Linked DNA regions of Homo sapiens: all the other regions are linked to region 1. Evidence: read pairs that join two places in POLR2A ChIA-PET (ENCODE). Cell type or tissue: GM12878. All regions are shown on one strand. Links, peaks and the distances in the headings refer to the core of each region. The heading gives the core; the rest is flanking DNA.

Region 1 (6,564 bases), core at 652-5,651:
GCACTTTGGGAGGCTGAGGCAGGTGGATCACAAGGTCAGGAGTTTGAGACCAGCCTGGCCAAGATGGTGAAACTGTGTCTCTACTAAAAATATAAAAAGTAGCCGGGCATGGTGGCGGGCACCTGTAATTCCAGCTACTCAGGAGGCTAAAGCAGGAGAATCACTTGAACCCAGGAGGCAGTGGTTGCAGTGAGCCAAGATAGCACCACTGCACTCTAGCCTGGGCGACAGAGCAAGACTCTGTCTCAAAAAAAGAAAAAAAAAATTGCTTAAATATTTTAGACAAAACCTGGCTTTCCTTGTAATAAAATCAATTTCTGAGACAAAAACTATACATTTACTTTTTAAATAATGGTTATATAATTAAACATTTAAAAGTACTGGGAAATATCTATTGGAATAATTTTATAAAACCAAATAAATAATCCAAAGAGCCCCTCTAATTTTTCTGCTTTGGAAGTCAGAATTTTCTGGAAGCAAGGCAAATTTGTAGAAATGGTAGAATTAAACTAGTAATACAAAACTTACAGCCTCTCCCAACACACACATTTTAAGAGAAGCATAGAGAGAGTGACACTTTCTGGCTTCAGGGAAATTTAGTCCAAAGGTTTTCTTATTTGCATTCTGTCCTTCCTTCTATCTTGAGAGGCCCAATACCTTGAAGAGAACAGATACTCCTAATTTCTGGAGACAGTGTCCAACTTGAACCTCTTGAGACCACAAAGCCTTCTATAACTAGTCTCAGATTTTGAGAACAACCTGGGTCTCTGCCACATGACCAGAGTAAATAAAAGGAAAGAATAGACCGGATGTTTGTCAGCCCATGTGCAGGGAATGATAAATATTTTGAGTTGTGGAGACAAAGCAGCTTTCAACTCACAAGGTCATGCTCCTCCCCTTTGCACTTCAGTAGTCAAGCTATCCTGTCCTTTGAGGAAGAAGGTAATCACTTCCTCTAACTAATCCTGTACCCAACATTTGCTTTCACTGGTCATTCTGAGTGCTCCATTTATCAATTAGTATATCATATGGTAGGCTTAGTAGGTCTGCCTTCCACAATCCTGCCTCTCACCTCCCATTTACCACTTGATAATTACTACCACTGGAACTCCCTTCCCAGAAGATGTCATCATCCCCAGAAACTGATAACCACCTCTGGAGTCTTTATCTGCATTCATCATTGCCTCTGGCAATCCCCTAGGTCTGGTGTCCTGGAAGAAAAATGGCCAGGGGCTCAAGAGGCCTAAGATTCATCTGCCCATCCTGGCCTCACTCTAAACCTATGAGTGCCCATCCCATTCCCTCCCACAACCAGGGCATTACACAGGGCCCTGCGTGCAAAAGGACCCCATGCTTGGTTTAATGCTCTGCTATGACCATCTTGACATTCCTGATGATTTTATCTTTGAACTCGTGTTGTGTAGTGAAGTCAGATGTGGCAGTGGAGCACGCAGGTGAGCAGAGGAGATAGATGCAATAAGTATGTTCACTATTTCCTGCCACCCTGTTCATGTATAGTGTTCTCCATGACCCATGTGCACAGGATTCTGGTGAGCCCGCGGTGCATCAGAATTCAGCAAGACAAAGCAAATAAGTATTAATACAAGGTAAGCCTGTTTTGTCTACGGCTGAGTAAGTGGGGGTCCTGATAGTTCTGAGAAGTCATGTTTTCCACTGGAACCAGAACTTCAAACCGAAAGAAGGCAATGGCATTCTAAGACATAAAAGACCACGGTACCCTATCATATCTTTTCTTTCTTGTGTCACTTCCCTGTGTTAGCTGACTGCTTGTGCTGAGGACATTTCCTTTGCCTTTCAGTACTTTCTTACTCCTCAGTAAGTCAAAGGTGGAGTGTTAGTACAATGTGTGTGCATCAGGAAGTGAAATAAGGGCTGGGCACAGTGGCTCACGTCTGTAATCCCAGCACTTTGGGAGGCTGAGGCGGGTGGATCACCTGAGGTCAGGAGTTTGAGACCAGCTTGCCCAAAATGGTGAAACCCCGTCTCTACTGAAAATACAAAAATTAGCCGGGCGTGGTGGCAGGTGCCTGTAATCCCAGCTACTTTGGAGGCTGAGGCAGGAGAATCACTTAAACCTGGGAGGTGGAGGTTGCAGTGAGCCAAGATCACACCATTGCACTCCAGCCTGGGTGACGGAGTGGAACTCCGTCTCAAAAAAAAAAAAAAAAAGAGGTGAAATATCAGTTGAGGTAGTTTTGTGTAGTTTTTATACTATTCTGGTAATAACCAACTATATATATATGTAAGAGCTAAAAAATAGAAATTATGTCATTTTGGTGAGTCCACAAAGGAATTAATTTTTTTTTTTTTTTTGAGATAGAGCTCTAGCTCTATTGCCCAGGCTGGAGTACATTGGTGCAAACACAGCTCACTACAGCCTTGGCCTCCTGGGCTCAAGCAAATCCTCCTGCCTCAGGAATTAAATGATCTTATATTTGTATTTAAAACTGGCTTTGCACAGTATAAAAATGAATTATAACATTCATGCTAGTAATTTAAATTTTTCTTTTTTCTTACGTAGAATAACATTAAATCACATATTTAAAACACTGTAACAAGTCAAGAGAGAGAGAGCAGGAGGAAAAAAAGTTGTCTTCTTAACTAGCTTAGCAGCATTTTTATTTTTCTGCCTTTTGAACCAAAGGGCCCCAGAAATTATGTAGCCAGTCTTGCTAGAACCCCACCCCCCAGAAGATAGCCCTGAAGAAGGTGGGTCAGGGACAGACTCCCCACCTGCTCCCACTCCCCTCCCTGCCAGAGCTGGGACAGGAGAAGTGAGAATATCTCTGCCCTTGGGGGTAAGTGTCCAAGGCTGCCTCAAAGCCCAGCCGCCCACACTTGGGAGCAGCACTTCCTATAATAAACACACAGGCTTCATTACACAGGGAGGTAGGAAGTGGGGTAGGAAGGAAGACCTTGTTCCTTCTGGGGCACATTTTCCCATAGAAACAATGTCGTAGGTCACAGTTCTATAGTCTCAAAGTCAAGCTGCATATGGGCTAAATGGCCTTCTAAGAGTTGGCCTGAGAACAGAACCAGTATTTCTAACATTGATTCTCTGGGGAAAATACATTTTCAGTTTCAAACAACCAAGTTAGAAATCAACTTTTGGGAACATAACTCAGTCACAAGCAGGGACTGTCTGTACCTTCCTAGCTTAGAAGTGCTGAGACCACAGAGAAGGATGGTATTTGTTAGACCCAGGTAAACAACTAAATGTTAATGACGCTATTAATAAGTCATAATTTCACTTTATGCTCTGGTAGATATGAAGGGTCCAGTTCTTCAGATTTGCTGCTTGAAGAACTTGATTGCAGGTTTACCAGGGTTGATTGGCCCCTGGCAACCAACACATACCAACCAAGTTCAAGAGATTGTACCCTAGACCAGCTGCCAATCCACTAAGCACACAAGAATAGCTGTGCTGAGTTGTACTCATGATTCATCCCGGCTGATATTCTCACACAATGATTGTGAACTTCTGTGTTTTAGTCATTGTAAACTCTAGTGTTGAGCACAGTGTCTGAATGTAGTGGTTTCTCAAAAAAATGTTAGTTGAAAACGAAAGGTGAATAGGGGTTTCCTTCAAATTTCCCCTTATTTAATTCTACTTTTAAAGCAACTTTCTTCTTAGGAAATCTATTTGGTCATTTTAGTTACCTCTTTCTATGACCTGGTATATCTATTAAATACTAGACTCTTTTTTACGGTTTCCAGGGAGAATTAAATGCATGATTCCAGGTATAACTTCATTACCATTTTGTCAAATGTAAGACAAAATAATGCTTTCAGTTCTGTTTTCCACGTTCTTAGCAAACAGGCCTAGCATATTGTTATATGACTTTAGGAAACAGTCAACAATAACTCATGGGTCTCTTTCTTAGAATAAAGCACAGCTCCCAACTCATCTTCTTTTAAGTGACTTTAGACTAACAATACTAAATGCATTATTCCAATTCAGTACAGAATGAAACTCATTTGCCATATTTTTGTCCACTCACATAAGCTGTGTGAAGCTTATCTTTTCAATTTAGATCCATCTGCTTGGTAGTTACTACTCTGGAGAGCTTAAGGCCATTTCCTACATGGGCCTGCTTCCACACAGTCTATCACAGTTTTAAGTAAGACAAGTCCCCCAGCAGTAATCCTTGGGGGCTCCACTGTGAAACCAGAAGAATCTCTCTGATGTCTTGGCACCAACGGTAGTCAGCAGACCTAGGTGTAAGCCCCAGTTCTGCCACTTAGTTGTTTGATTCCAGGCAAGTCATTTAATCTCAACTTTAAAATGGTATAAATAGCACCTACCTCCCCTCCCTCGAAGGGTGGGGTCTGTCCAAGGAATACATGAGATAATGTGTGTGGAAGCACCCCTAAAATGCTAACCTACTCTAAATAAGGGGTGCTGTTAGTATCTTCAGCCAGAAGCTTGCCTGTTTAAACTATCATTCACCTAAGTTAAGCCAGATCTCTCTCTCTCTTTTTTTTTTTTGAGATGGAATGTCACTCTTGTTGCCCAGGCTGGAGTGCAGTGGTGCGATCTTGGCTCACTGCAACCTCCACCTCCCAAGTTCAAGCAATTCTCCTGCCTCAGCCTCCTGAGTAGCTGGGATTACAGGCACCCGCCACCATGCCTGGCTAAGTTTTGTACTTTTTTAGTAGCGACAGGGTTTTGCCATGTTGGTCAGGATAGTCTTGAACTCCTGACCTCAGGTGATCTGCCCTCCTCAGCCTCCCAAAGTGCTGGGATTACAGGCATGAGCCACCGCACCTGGCCCAGATCTCTCTTCATTCATTCAAGTCATTCAACAGATAGCCTTTGAGTGCCTATTTTATCCAAGATAGAACTTTCTCCCACCTTTTGGGGTAACTTATTTGGGGGGTTTTGTTTGTTCTTCTTTGTTTCCTCAGTGTTTAATGTGTAAATTGGTAAAGATATTTTTTAAAGTGTAGCGTTCACATGCTTATTTACCCCTCAAAGAAATGTCGTCCAACAGTGAAACATGAGGCATGCTCAAGCATGTTGCTGCAAAGGAAGAAGGTCAAACACAGTCTCTGCCTGCATCTCTCCACAGAAAGCAGGAGTCCCTTCCACGCTCAGCCTCAGAGCGACAGAAGGGAAAATCCAGAGTGGGGTTGCTATGGTTTGAACGTGTTCCCCAAAAAGCGTATGTTGGCAACTTAATCCCCAATGCAGCAGTGTTGGGAGGTGGGGCCTAATTGGAGGTGTTTAGGTCATGGGGGCTCCACTCTCATGAATTGAATCATGCTGATTATAATAAAGCTGGAAGCTTCAAGTTCAATGTCTTGCCCTCTGGAGATCGTTCTTGCCCTCTTGAGATCACTCTTGCCCTTCTGCCTTCTACCATGAGATGATGCAGCAAGAAGGACCTCATTAGATACTGTCCCCTCTTAGACTTCCCAGCCTCCACAACTGTGAGCCAAATAAATTTTTTTCCTTTATAAATTATTCAATCTCAGGTATTCTGTTATAAAAAGCACAAAACAGACTAAGACATGGGTGTAGCTGAGAGGGCCAGTGAGAAAGGGAAACAGGGGCAACTATATAACCCCTCAGATACCAACAACCGCTATAATAATAAATGGATCTACTTACATGAAAGCAGCTTATAGCAATCTCCTTTAATTAGCCCGTGGTCCTTTCTAACAAAGAAAAATCCCTTCCACTTTTAGAAGCTTCTGATGAAGGCTTATGGATACTGCTTCCAAAGGAAAGATAAAAGGCAAAGCATTCCTAGGGAAAAGGAGGAAAGACGTATTTGTAAAATGATTTAGCTGTACAGCAGGTTATGAAGGAGTGAAAAGGAAAAGATTAAAATGGTTCTTTCCCTCCTCCCTCTGTGACTCAGATTAATCCTAAAAATAATCTTCATCCCAGTATGAGACGCTTAGTAAAGACTCACATCTCCACAGACCAATTTTCATGATGGTCGTGGGGAGGAAAGGAACAAAAGGAAAAGGGAGATAGGGAACAGGAGCTACTAAAGGTAGTCTAGAAGAGACTTCACCTACTCAGAAGAGGTGAGGTGAAATTAAAGGCCAGTGTAAATGTGAGGCAATAAGCATTTTGCATTCTTGCCCTATTCTGAAGTCTTGGAATTATATTGCATCAGCAAAGATGAAACTTCAATTTACTGTTTCACTCTTATCTCTCACTAATTCTTCTGGCCATCCCTATTTTACTCATTCAAATGAATTTTCATCTCTTCAACATCATGCTCCTTTCTTTGCATCAGCAACAGGAGGCTCTTGACATTTTTTCAGTCACATTTAATTTGTGTAAGTCTGTCCATTTGTTTTAAAAGCATTTTATTTTTAAAGTTTTTCAAACTAACAGAAAAGTTGCGCACATAGCATAATGAATTTTTACCTGAACAATTTGAGAGTCAATTGCTGACATGATACCTGTGGTGGATGTTGAGATGCTTTGACCAGATCCCCCTCCAAGGAAAGACTTGCTGCCCTGCTGTGGGGACTGTGCTCAGCACACAGCTGTCAGCTACCATTTCCTTCCGGGTTTGCCTC
Region 2 (5,782 bases), core at 783-5,782, 96 kb before region 1:
ATTTCAATTCTCTCAAGATACAGATTCTTACACCCTGAGATACCATTACCCATCAGCCTGGAAATCACAGGTCTGCCCACTTCAATAGCAGTTCTCAAGGGGTGGCAGTTGTGAAGTCTTGGAGACTTTTGGCCTGATACACGACCATTTGTCTACTTTGAAAACTTATCTTCTCTCAAGTTTTTCCTGCATTCCTGGCTTCTAGCACTTCCAGGTAAATGCTGTTTGCTTCACTCATTGTTTTTTTCCAGTTATACTTTCCCTATAACTTTGGAGTCCTTCTGGACCTGCCTCCCTCATCTCCCTGCTGTTTTTCCCCACCAGCACCTGATCATTCCCAGGACATATTCTTTTTCTTTGTTAATCAAAATGTCTTCCATCCTCCCTCTAGTATCCTCGGTGTTCAAATACTTACTAATGATCTTAGTAACGACCTTCGTTATCGTTAATGGCCCACAGGTGCACAAAATCACATTGATCATTAGTTCATAACATTCCTAATTGCTTTATGCATGCATGCTTTTTTAAAATTTTTATTTATTTATTTATTGAAATGGAGTCTCGCTCTGTCTCCCAAGCTGGCGTGCAGTGGCGCCATCTCAGCTCACTGCAACCTCCACCTCTCAGGTTCAAGTGATTCTCTCGCCTCAGCCTCCCGAGTAGCTGGGATTACAGGTGTGCACCCCCACGCCTGGCTCACTTTTTGTATTTTTAGTAGAGACAGGGTTTCACCATGTTGGCCAGGCTGGTCTCGAACTCCTGACCTCAGGTGATCCACCCACCTTGGCCTCCCAAAGTGCTGGGATTACAGGTGTGAGCCACCGTGCCCGGCTCAAGCTTCCCAATTTTAAGTCCTGTAATGGTGACCCCCAACTTTCAGATATAGTTCAAATTGCTGAAATTAATTCACCAGGGCCTATGTGATCAGCATTTTATTCAATTGTTTTTTCTTTATTCTAAAAAAAAAAAAAAAGGGTTACATGTGCAGACTGTGCAGGCTTGTTACATAGGTATACGTGTGCATGGTGGTTTGCTGCCCCTATTGACCCATCCTCTAAGTTTCCTCCCCTCAACTCTCACCCTTATTCAAATTTCTGGTCTTACATCCTGCTATGCACAAACCACCCCACCACACGCTGTGCCTTCTCCACCTCCAGGCTGGGAGGTGGAGGTTGCAGTGAGCCAAGATTGCACGACTGCACTCCAGCCTGGGCGACAGAGCAAGATTCCGTCTCTTCCCTGCTTCCATCTGCCCTTCTACCTACTGCATTAGTTTTGCAGCTGAATCCTGCTTGCTATTCAAGTCTTCTCTTCTAGAAGTCCCCTTGGGAGGACCCTGTCCTGCACAACATCCTGTACTGTGTGCTCATTCATGGCTCAGACTGTGGCTCTTGACTTGTCTCACCCTGTGTGAACCATAATGTCCTTGAGGGCAGGACTGTGTCCTACTTACAGCATTTGTATACCCAGTGCCTAGCAGTGTCTGGTATGGGATGGAGGAAGGGACCTATGGAAGGAATCTGAGCACCAGTACTGATTATACACTCCCAGGCTGGGTGAGGTGGCTTATGCCTGTAATCCTAGCACTTTGGGAGGCCGAGGCAGGAGGATCATTTGAGCCCCAGGGGTTTGATTGAGACTACCCTGGGCAACATAGTGAAACCCCATCTCTACCAAAAAAAAAGAAAAAGAAAAATTAGCTGGGTGGCCAGGCGTGGTGGTTCATGCCTATAATCCTAGCACTTTGGGAGGCCGAGCAAGATGGATCACTTGTGCTCAGGAATTTGAGACCAGCCTGGGCAACATGGTAAAACCCTATCTTTACAAAAATTCAAAAATTAGCTGGGCATGGTGGTGCATGACTGTGGTCCCAGCTACTTGGGAGGCTGAGGTGGGAGGATTGCTAGAGCTCAGGGAGTTGAGGCTGCACTGAGCTGAGATCGTGCCACCGCCCTCCAGCCTGGGTGACAGAGGAGATCCTGTCTCAAAAAAAAGAATTCAGCTGGGTGTGGTGGCACATACCTGTAGTCCCAGCTACTCAGGGGGCTGTAGGTTGAAGGATCACTTGAGCCCAAGGAGGTTGAGGCTGCAGTGAGCCATGAGCACACTACAGCACTGCAGCCTGGGCAGCAGAGTGAGACTCTGTCTCAAAAAAAAAAAAACAAAACATACACCCCCGTTTCAGCTTCTAAGCAAGTAGCTCTCTTGGGGCTGCTGTGGGCCCCTGTTCAGATGGTCACAGGAACATCCTTTCCTACTGATCATGCAGACCTGTCATGAGCTGGCCCTGATTTCTGAGCTGTCTTACTAATGGTTATGACTCAGCCTCACTCCTGTGACCCACTGCCAACATTTGCATTCTGCCTGGGAACACATCCTTTCTTTGTACAAAACTAACACCAGGATGGGAATCAAATCTACAGTCTGGGTTTCAGAATTAATTATTTAATTGATGGAGTTAAGGAGGTAAGAAAAACATTAATACTGTTGACAACTACAAGTTCCCTGCTAGGCTGCAGTCCTGGAAGTGAGGTGAAGAAAGTGTTTAGGGTGGAAGGAATGATAACTATCCAGTTTAGTTGAGGGTCATGTAAGATAAGGACTGAGAAATAACCACTGGATTTAACAATGTGGAGGTCATTCATGATCTTAAGAAAAGCAATTTTGCTGGAATGGTAGCGGGGGAAAGCCTGAATGAAGTGGGTTCAAGAGAGTATGGGAGGAGAAAAATCAGTCAGCATGTAGAGAAACGATTTCAAGGATCATTATTATAAAAGGAAAGAAGGAATGTAATCATTGGAGAGGAAGTAAAATTGAGATGATTTTTAAAACCTTTTTTCATGTACATTTTCCAACATACAAAAGAATAGAGAGAAAAATAAAATGAACCTACATGTACTCATTATGCAGTTTTTTGTTTGTTTGTTTTTTGAGACAGGGTCTCATTCTATTGCCCAGGCTGGAGTGCAGTGGCGCGATGTCAGCTCACTGCAACCTCCGCCTCCCAGGCTCAAGGGATTCTCGTGCCTCAGCATCCCGAGTAGCTGGGATTACAGGCTCCCACCACCATGCCCAGCTAATTTTTGTATTTTTTTGTAGAGACAAGGGTCTCATTTTGTTGCCCAGGCTGGCCTCAAACTCCTGGGCTCAAGTGATCCACCTGCCTTGGCCTCCCAAAGGGCTGGGATTACAGACGTAAGACACTGCACCCAGCCAAGAGGGTTTTTTGTTTTGTTTTGTTTTCAGGGAGAATTAATAGCATGCATGAATGCAGATGGAAGTGATGCAAGAGATGGAGCATTTGATGATGCAGGCAGGAGAGGAGAGGAGATCTAGTGCTGTGAGGAGGAGGAGCCTTGAAGGTTCATCCACAATAAGATGACAGAGGCCAAGTACAGTTGACCCTTGAGCAACACAGGTTTGAATTGCATGGATCCACTTACAGGCAGATTTTTTCAACCAATTGCTGATGGAAAATATGGTATTCGAGGGATGTAAAACCTGAAAGGCTGATCTTTCATCTACACTGGTTTCTGTGGGGCCCAGTTCTGTAGAACTCAAGTTCTGTGGAACTTGAGTATGTCTGGTTGGGGTATTGTGGGGGGTCCTGGAACCCATCCCCTGCAAATACAGAGGGATAACTGCATATGGATACAGATGCAAGGTATTAGGAGATGTAGAAGAGAGAGGGTGTGGACGTTCTGTTCAGATGGTTTTCATTTTCTCTGTGAAATAAGAAGCAAAGTTCTCATCTGAGAGCCAGGCATTAGAGGTCTGAGGAGAAAAGAGGAACTGAGAGAGCAGGGGCTGAGTGCTAATTATCCACCACGCCATCCTTAAGATGAGGAAGAGGAGGGCAAGTCCATCAGCTTGGCCGCCATTAAAACACAGTACACAGGGAACATCTGGGGCATGTGGCGTGGAAGTGAAATCTCATCATCTCAGGGTTCGGGAATTTATCTTAACTTTGGACGTGATCCGAATGCCAAGTCACTGGAAATTTTATTTTTAAAGAATCAGCATTAATTAATGAGCCATTTCAAGGCCTAATGAGCTAGTTATTGCAAAGTTCTTTCCGGTGAGCATGAAAGGGGAGAAACTGCCTTTGCTCCTGTTTTATTCCTTGAGGTTCTGTTTTCTGATTTGAAAATTTTCAAAATCAGGTTGGGTGTGGTGGCTCATACCTGTAATCCCAGCACTTTCGGAGGCCGGGGCGGGCGCATCACGAGGTCAGGAGTTCGAGACCAGCCTGGCCAACGTGGCAAAACCCCGTCTCTACTAAAAATACAAAAGAAAAAAAATTTTTGCAAAATCAACATGGAATTTTTCTGAACTGTTTGTTTCATAGTTAATTGGAAATAAAAGATTATTCAAAGTATACATGATTTTTCCTTTCTGTTTCCCTCCTTTACCTTTATCTCTCCTCTGTATATTCCTGCCTCCTTTCATGAGAATCAGTAACTTATGATGGTTAATTAATATTTATTCATCATTGACTCTATGCTGAGTTCTACTCATTTGAGGAAACTGAGACCCAGAGGTTGAGTAACTTGCCAGAAGACATGTAGTTGTCAAGAGGACAGTTCTTGAACCAAAATCATCTGATTTCCAAGACAATTGTTTTAGCCATGACACTGTTTTTTGCTTTTGTTTTTGTTTTTGAGACAGGATCTTGCTCTGTCACCTGGGCTGGAGTGCAATGGTAGGATCACGGCTCAATGCAGCCTCGACCTCCTGGGCTTAAGGAATCCTCCTGCTTTGGCCTCCTGAGTAGCTGGGACCACAGGCACAGCCACACCCAGCTAATTTTTTAATTTTTCTTTTGTAGAGACGAGGTCTCACTATATTGCCCAGGCTGGTTTGGAACCCCTGGGCTCAAGCAATCCTCCTGCCTCAGCTTCTCAAGATGCTGGGATTACAGGCATGAGTCACCGCCTGGCCCTCAGCCATGACTCTGCGTCTGCCTGGTTCTTACCCAGAGGTTCCCCTCTGGGTTCCAGTCACGAGATGACATGCTGAAAGCAAACTAAGAAGACATGGCTGGCCTGCTGACCCTGCCTGCTCTCATCTCAGCCCTGATACTTTTTAACTGAATGACATTGGCCAAGTGTCATAAATTGTTTAATACAGTGGCTGCCTCAGCATCCATTTTCAGGCCTGACCTAAGTTGTCTGAAGCCCAGTCTCACTGTATCACCTCTGGTCTGGGTAACACTTCCCCTCCCTGAGTGGTTGTTTGTAATGCGGCCCATTTGCTCTTCATCGCACTGACCCAGAACCCACACATCACACAGCTGCTGACCACGATCAAACCTAACGGCCAACACCAGACTCCTGTGAATAAGCCCCGCTTTGCACGTGTTCTTCTTGAATCAGCCAAGCCACACCCCCACGGGAAAGCCCCAGGACAAAGCTCCAGGCCCTCCCTCTCCTCTCTGGCTTCCCGTGGCCCCTGAACTCCCCCTCGGGCTCCCTCTGCTCGCCGGACCTCTCTGGGATGTGTAAGTAAGAGATTTCTTCTGTTCCTGCGTTTTGGTTTCGCCTCCTCCTTATGCCTCACCTGACTGACACCCTAGAACCTACCCTTCCCCCTGGCCACGGCTCTCCTGGAGAGTGGCTGGTTTCTGACCCCCTCCAAAGAGAGACCTCAAAACCAAATTAGAGAGACAGCTACATATACAAATCACAATACCACGTTATTTAACCTTCCTTAACTTCTGTAACCTCATCGGGAAAATAAATGCCTATTAATATTTATCCCAGCACTTTGGGAGGCTGAGGCA
Region 3 (6,564 bases), core at 786-5,785, 130 kb before region 1:
GTAGTGATGGGGTCTTGGTGTGTTGCCCTGGCTGATCTTGAACTCCAGAGCTCAAGCAATCCACTTGCCTTTGCCTCCCAAAGTGCTGGGATTATAGGCGTGAGCCACTGCACCCAGCCAATTTTATTATTATTAACACAAAGCTTCATGGATGATGCTGATACATGGCCTAGTTTGGGTACTACTGAACTCATGAACCTCCAGCTTTCTTCAATCCCTGGGATCTAGGTTGATAAAAGAGAAACTCAAGCGGCTGGTATGAGACTATGGTATTAAACTTACAAATTCTCTGCATTCCAGAACAAATGAGTGACAATGAGTTAGGGGTTCTGTTTAATGCATTTATATGAATAAATGTTTGGTCTTTAAACTTTATTTTTACTTATATTATAATGAAGATCAGAAACACAAAATTGAAAAGTATTAGAAATCTACTTTTAACTTTTAAAAACTATTCATTTCTTTGATCAAACAGTATGGTATGAAAATTTCCTAAATTAAAGAGCAAGACTGGGGTAGTTGCTTAAAGAAAATTGTTTGGACCTGGTGTCTCAAAATAAACTGTAAGTTACTGCAAGTGTTATTAGGAAAGCAGTGAGTTGGAACAGCCACTAGTGGGTGTGGGCCAGGAGAGATTGAGGGAATTTGAGCATCCAACAAAATATGAGTACCCAAATTTCAGCCTCGGTTCAGGTTTTGTGTGTCCATAAGCTACTTTGCTAGCTTAAGTCATCTTGTTGGATGTATGCAGGCCTCCTGAGGGAAGTCAAGGCTGGAGGGGGTCCTGTGGACAGCCAGTGGGTGCAACACCAGGGCGGGAGCAGATTCCCCTCCTTGTAATTTGTTCCTTCCCTGCAAAAAAAGAAAAAAAAATGAGTTTTTTTTTTTTTTTTTTTGAGACCAAGTCTCACTCTGTTGCCCAGGCTGGAGTACAGTGGCGTGATCTCAGCTCACTGCAACCTCCGCCTCCCAGGTTCAAGCGATTCTAGTGCCTCAGCCTTCCAAGTAGCTGGGACAACAGGCGTGAGCCACTACAACTGGCTAATTTTTGTATTTTTAGTAGAGTTGGAGTTTTACCATGTTGGCCAGGCTGGTCTTGAACTCCTGACCTTGGGTGATCCGCCCACCTCAGCCTCCCAAAGTGCTGGGAAAAAAATGAGATTCTTTATGTTCAAGGCCTAACATATAAGAGAGAGGGGAAGAAAAAGGGAAAGGGGGCAAAGGGTGAGGAGGAGAGATCCCATCAGCAGCTGGAAATTGAAGGTGTGGTGTGGTCAGTGGTTGCATTGCATGCTAGCGGTGCATAAGGCCTGATTCCTCTTTTCTTTCCTCAGCCATCAGTAATCATCCGCAAAGGGCTCTCTTGTGGACACTTATGCTGCAAGAGCCACTTCCTCCACGGTCTTATCACCTCACCCAGGCCCTGTGGAGCAGCCAGAAGGCAGGGAGAGCTTCTCCCTTGCAGGTCCCCTCCATTGCTGTCAGTACCCAGCTGGCTCCAGGGCTCTGTGATGCCGCCAGCTGGGCCTATGAGGGCCCCGAACCCTGAGTCCTCACTGCCTTTCTCCCAATCCCAGGAAGGTATGCTCAGCCAGAGCCCAGGCCTCATACACACTGGCAGTGACAAAAAGTAAAATTCCAGCCCTGTCCCCATGTCTTTCCCTGGGCACCCCTGTGTGCCTTTACTCTATGGCTGACCTTTGTACTTGTAAGCTATCCAGAGGCTCTTTGGGCCTCTGCCAGAGTTTCCTAAAACATACGTTTGCTTTTCTCATTCTCCTGCCCAGAAGCTTCCAGAGTGCTCTCTTGGCTTCAGACTGAGTCCCCACCTGTGAACGGGCTCACCTTTCATTTAGTGCAGACATAGGCCCCCCTGGAGTTTGTCTCTCCCCTTCCCTTCTTTCACCTGGCCAGCTCTCACTCTTCCTTGAAGACCAACTCAGATATCACCACACTGGGTTTGGGACCCTCCTGTGTGCACACCTGGATCCCAGCACTTCTCATGCTGTTGTCATTGATCCTTGTCTACTGGTGATGTCAACTCCCCAAGCGAACATCAGAAATACTTGCAACCAAGCAAAGCTAAGGTTATCTGACCTGCCACAGTAAGGGAGAACCTCCACTTGGCAGAATCTTAGTAGGTTCTGAAAATGGAGGAATTAGGGAAGGGTACTTAGAGGATTTCAGGGTCCAGGCTTGGTGATTTTAAGGTGGGTCTTGCAAGGCCGTTTTAGCTTTGGATTGGTGAGCCCAGCAAGCGAACAGTCTTTGAGTCTGGATGAGCAAGCTGTTAATCTTGGTAAGTTGTCTAATCGATTCACAGTCTTTTCTCCCAGGAGCAGGTATTTTCTGCAGCAAGCAGTTAAGTTATTTTTACTTGGTCTCAATATGGTTTAACATAGTAACAGGAAAGTTGGCCTGGTCCCAGAATTGTTTAACACAGGGATGGGGAATTATGTTGGTTTCATTCTTACTGGCAATCCTATTAAACTGAGTTCTGGGAGAACAGAAACTGAGACACAATCTTTCTGCAAACCCTCATGCATTAGCAGAGTGCCTGGCAGACACTGTCAGCACACAGCAGATGTTTCTTGAACCTGTGTATGCGTGAATATCCTCTGGCACCCGTCAGTGGTCCTGGGAAGCCTCTGGGCAGCACTGTGCTCGGGAAAAGCAGCAACAGAGAATGTCCAACAAGATGCTGCCTAGACCCCTGCTGCTCCCAGTGTGCCCCGTGACCAGCCTCAGCATTCCCTGGGAGCCTGTGAGAAGTGTAGACGCTCAGGCCCCACCCCAGACTCTATTAGCAAGCAGCCCAGTGATGTGTATGCATCAGTATCCAAGAAGCACTTTAAGTTTTTGGCCTGCACAGCAGTGGGAGGCATCGAAGGTTTTAAACACTCAGTAGAGACTCACGGAACACTTCCTACGAGCCAGGCATGTGTAGAGCCCTGTAGGTACCACCATGAGGCCGCCAGGATTTCAGCTCTGCTGGGAGGCAGGCATATAAACACAACTCAAGGACTGTGAGGGTAGGAAATGCACTCTTTCCTTCTTTGTATAGAAGAGAGATTTCTGTGCATGAACCCAGATACAGCAGGTAGGGTGTGTGTGTGTGTGTGTGTGTGTGTGTGTGTGTGTGTGTGTGTGTGTGTGTGTGTGTGTTTTCTGCTTTTCCCTGTGTGTGTGTGTGTGTGTGTGTGTGTGTGTGTGTTCTGCTTTTCCCTGCAAAACGTTAAGCCTCTGATTGACTGCCCCCGGCATAAGCAATAACCACAACCATATAAACACAACTCAAGGACTGTGAGGGTGTAGGAAATGCACTCTTTCCTTCTTTGTATAGGAGAGAGATTTCTGTGCATGAACCCAGATACAGCAGGTAGGGTGTGTGTGTGTGTGTGTGTGTGTGTGTGTGTGTGTGTGTGTTCTGCTTTTCCCTGCGGAACGTTAAGCCTCTGATTGACTGCCCCCGGCATAAGCAATAACCACAACCACCCACTTCCTGTCCTTTTCTGCGGGCAGATCCTGACAGCGAGCGGCGATGGCACATGTGCCCTGTGGGACGTGGAGAGCGGGCAGCTGCTGCAGAGCTTCCACGGACATGGGGCTGACGTCCTCTGCTTGGACCTGGCCCCCTCAGAAACTGGAAACACCTTCGTGTCTGGGGTAAAGACCCAGTGGAAATTCCCTAGGGCTCCTGTGTCCACTAAGGAGGCTTATGGTGGCAGTTCTTGTCCATTCATGGGATTAGCCTAGGCACTTCCCTAGAAGGGGCTGCAGGAATTGTTCTCAACTCCCCACTAAACCCCCAGCTCCTGCAGTGACCGCACTGGCTCCAGGCCCCTCTCGGGGGCTTGGTGGGCAGCTACAGGGCTAAGCTGTGAGGGCCTCCTTCTGTTCTGCCACTGATGTTAGCAGTCTATAGAGTAATCTGGAATGTTCTCCTGTATGAGTGCTGCAACTCAAGGTGCATATCTGCCACATTTTAAAATGTCATTCCTCAAGTAAATAGCAGAGAGTTAGCATCTGAGAGCATCAGAGATGCGCACAAGGGCATGGCAGGTCAGATGGCTACTGAGCTGAGGCAACGCTGTGATGCCACCAGGACTTTGAGGCCTGTGGGGCACTCTCCTACCCTACCCCTGCCAGCCACCATCCTCCCTCCCATCACAGGGTGCAAGAAACAGAGGCTTTGAAAGCTCAGAATTGGCAGACAGGGCCACAGAGACTCAGAGAAGCACTAGACTAGGAGTCAGGGTGCCTGGGTCAGGGCTTTGCTACCTGACTGTAAGTCGCATCCGCTATAAGTTGGCCATAGTGCATAGTGGTATTTGCACTTCCCCTCCCCAGGATGGTACAAGCAGTAGATGGAAGAGTTTGCAGTGTGTATGCAAATGGGAGGGGCAAGTCTTTCTGGGGCCAGCCTGAGAATAAGGACAGAGAGCTGGGCCAGCTGACCTTACCATGGGTCCTGTCTCACCTCCGTCAGGAGGCAGTGGTGAGACAGGACAGTGACGCACACACTGTCAGGTGACTTCTGCAGCTGGGACACATAAGGGACCTTTGCTCCAGGCTGCCCACATATCGATCCTGGGAGCCAGGCCAGGGCTGTATGAGCTGTAGTTAGCAGGGACCCTGATTTTCTTCCTGGGTATTTGGCCATGTGTAGATGTTTCAACCCTGTGCCTTGGTATCACTGTATTTATCTCTCCTCAACTCTACTGTGTTTTTAAAAAATTACTGCTATTACTGTAGATCATATTGTCTCTTTCAGAGCACTAAACTGCATCCAATTGAGTGTCCTCTAAAGATGTGAAGGCCTTTCTGGTTTCTTTGCCCACATTTTCAGTAAAGACACTCGGGATGCTGAACTCCCACAGCGGGCCTTCCTCAGATGTGTGATGGTGCTTCATTACACACCTCCCTCTGCTCCAAGTTGAAACCAACAACTTAGACACCAGTTTTAAGCTGTTACTTTTTAGCTGTTTGATCATATAAGCTATTTGACTATTGAGAGTCCACATTCTACTACTTAAGCTTGATAACATGACCACTCTGCAGGAACTTATCAAACTACTCCCAGAGCCTTGATAGGATAATGGAAAAACCCTCATGTCTGTGACCTTCTGGGTCATGTTAGCAACCTGAAGAGAGCATTGACTTTATAGGTGTTGAGGCAGACGCCCAGGGAGGTGACTTGCCTAAGCCACCCTGCGCGTCGATGGCAGCACCCTTATGGGCCCCTGGTTTGCAGATTCCCAGCCCAGCATGCTGCTGAGGGTGCAGATGGCCCGGGGCACCTGGCTCTCCAGCTTTGCTGAGGGCTGCCCCATACACCAAAACAAAGCTGGGACTCTCGGCTGCTCCATTTGGGCACTGCCAACCCATTTATTAATGTCACAACTAGAGAGGTCCCACCACACACCACTGCCTGCCTGCCTTGCCCTCTGGGCTTAGGGAGGCAAGTATAAAGAGAAGAGAGAAAAGAAGGAAAAATGAAAGGAAGGGAGATGCCCGGGGGAGGGTAAGGAGGGTTTGCCTCCATTCAGAAATGTGCAAAAGAAGAAAACAAGCTAAAAGAGGAAGCCGAGTGCCTTCCCTCCTGCCTCCCATCCCAAGACCTAGTTCTAGGCGTCTAAGGGCTTTCTGACTAAGGAAAGTGCCCTCAGGTAAAGCTAGTCTCAGAAAAGTGTGTTGTCAACCATTTGCTAATGGGAAATAAATGGTCTGTGTTATATAACTGGGACTCGTGCCTTGTCTATAGACATTCCTTAAAGTGGCCATAACTCTGGCTAATTTTCATTTGTAGGGATGTGACAAGAAAGCCATGGTGTGGGACATGCGCTCCGGCCAGTGCGTGCAGGCCTTTGAAACACATGAATCTGACATCAACAGTGTCCGGTCAGTGAGTAGAATGTTCATGCCACCTCTCTGTTCTGCCGGCATTGCCTGGCTTGGGTAATCCTTAGCCCAGGAACCGCCTCCAGACTCAGTTTACTTGGCTGAGAGAGGCCTCCCCGGGAAGAAAGGCTGATTGTGGTGGAACTGAACAGTGCTCCAGAACTCATGGAGAATTTTAATTTAATTACATTAGGAGCAATTAATATCCTCCCTAAGTTGAATCAGCATTTTTCATCCATTCATTCAATAAATATTTATTAAGTATTTATATGCTAGATATTATTCTAGGAACTGGGAATATATCAGTGAACAAGATGGACAAGGTCTCTATTCTCTTACAGGAGACAAACTAGACCAAACACAAATATACAATTTCAGATACTGATAACTACTATGATAAAAGTAAAACAGGGAGATGGGATGGGTCATTTCTTAGAGGTCAAAGACAGCCTCACTGAGAAGGTGATCTTTACATTGAGGCCAGGATCATGAAAGAGCCAGGCAAGCAAAGAGCTGGGGGAAGAGCACAGAGATGAGAGGTTAAGGGACCTAACAAAAGGCCAGGTGGTCACTGGAGAGTTTTGAGTTGGGAGGGGTAGGGGTGGCTAACCTGATCATGTTTTGCCTTTAAAAGATCGCTCTGTTGGGAAGCTGAGGCGGGCA

What was found. ChIA-PET counts read pairs that join two places held together with the same protein. Peaks named below come from ENCODE experiments on the same cell type or tissue, not always from the same donor. Only the 100,000 strongest peaks of a DNase experiment are listed, where the experiment ranks them.
Region 2: POLR2A ChIA-PET joins it to region 1 with 17 read pairs; 8 of 35 experiments call an interaction of 5 or more read pairs at or near these places.
Region 3: POLR2A ChIA-PET joins it to region 1 with 12 read pairs; 3 of 35 experiments call an interaction of 5 or more read pairs at or near these places.

The regions. Positions count from the first base shown.
Region 1 is chr15:52,003,474-52,010,037 of GRCh38, reverse strand. It overlaps a transcript of MAPK6 not described here. Among named protein-coding and RNA genes, the nearest start is that of MAPK6-DT, 12 kb to the left of the region's middle. RefSeq lists enhancers at 1,463-1,602, 3,215-3,344. In GM12878, for the core only: no CTCF peak of the experiment used is centred there; DNase peaks (open chromatin) are centred at 887, 1,757, 3,087 and 3,467; H3K4me3 peaks cover 677 bases; H3K27ac peaks cover 4,794 bases.
Region 2 is chr15:52,100,188-52,105,969 of GRCh38, reverse strand. LOC112268150 (a long non-coding RNA gene) reads left to right here and starts at 5,426. Exons shown (of 2, transcript XR_002957719.2): 1 at 5,426-5,500. RefSeq lists enhancers at 1,178-1,247, 1,268-1,387, 4,844-5,138, 5,039-5,198. In GM12878, for the core only: a CTCF peak has its summit at 1,050; DNase peaks (open chromatin) are centred at 1,099, 2,309, 3,789, 4,999 and 1 weaker place; H3K4me3 peaks cover 891 bases.
Region 3 is chr15:52,132,715-52,139,278 of GRCh38, reverse strand. It overlaps GNB5 (G protein subunit beta 5), which reads left to right. Exons shown (of 13, transcript NM_016194.4): 8 at 3,523-3,666; 9 at 5,810-5,901. Among named protein-coding and RNA genes, the nearest start is that of BCL2L10, 23 kb to the right of the region's middle. In GM12878, for the core only: no CTCF peak of the experiment used is centred there; DNase peaks (open chromatin) are centred at 1,318 and 3,468; H3K27ac peaks cover 935 bases.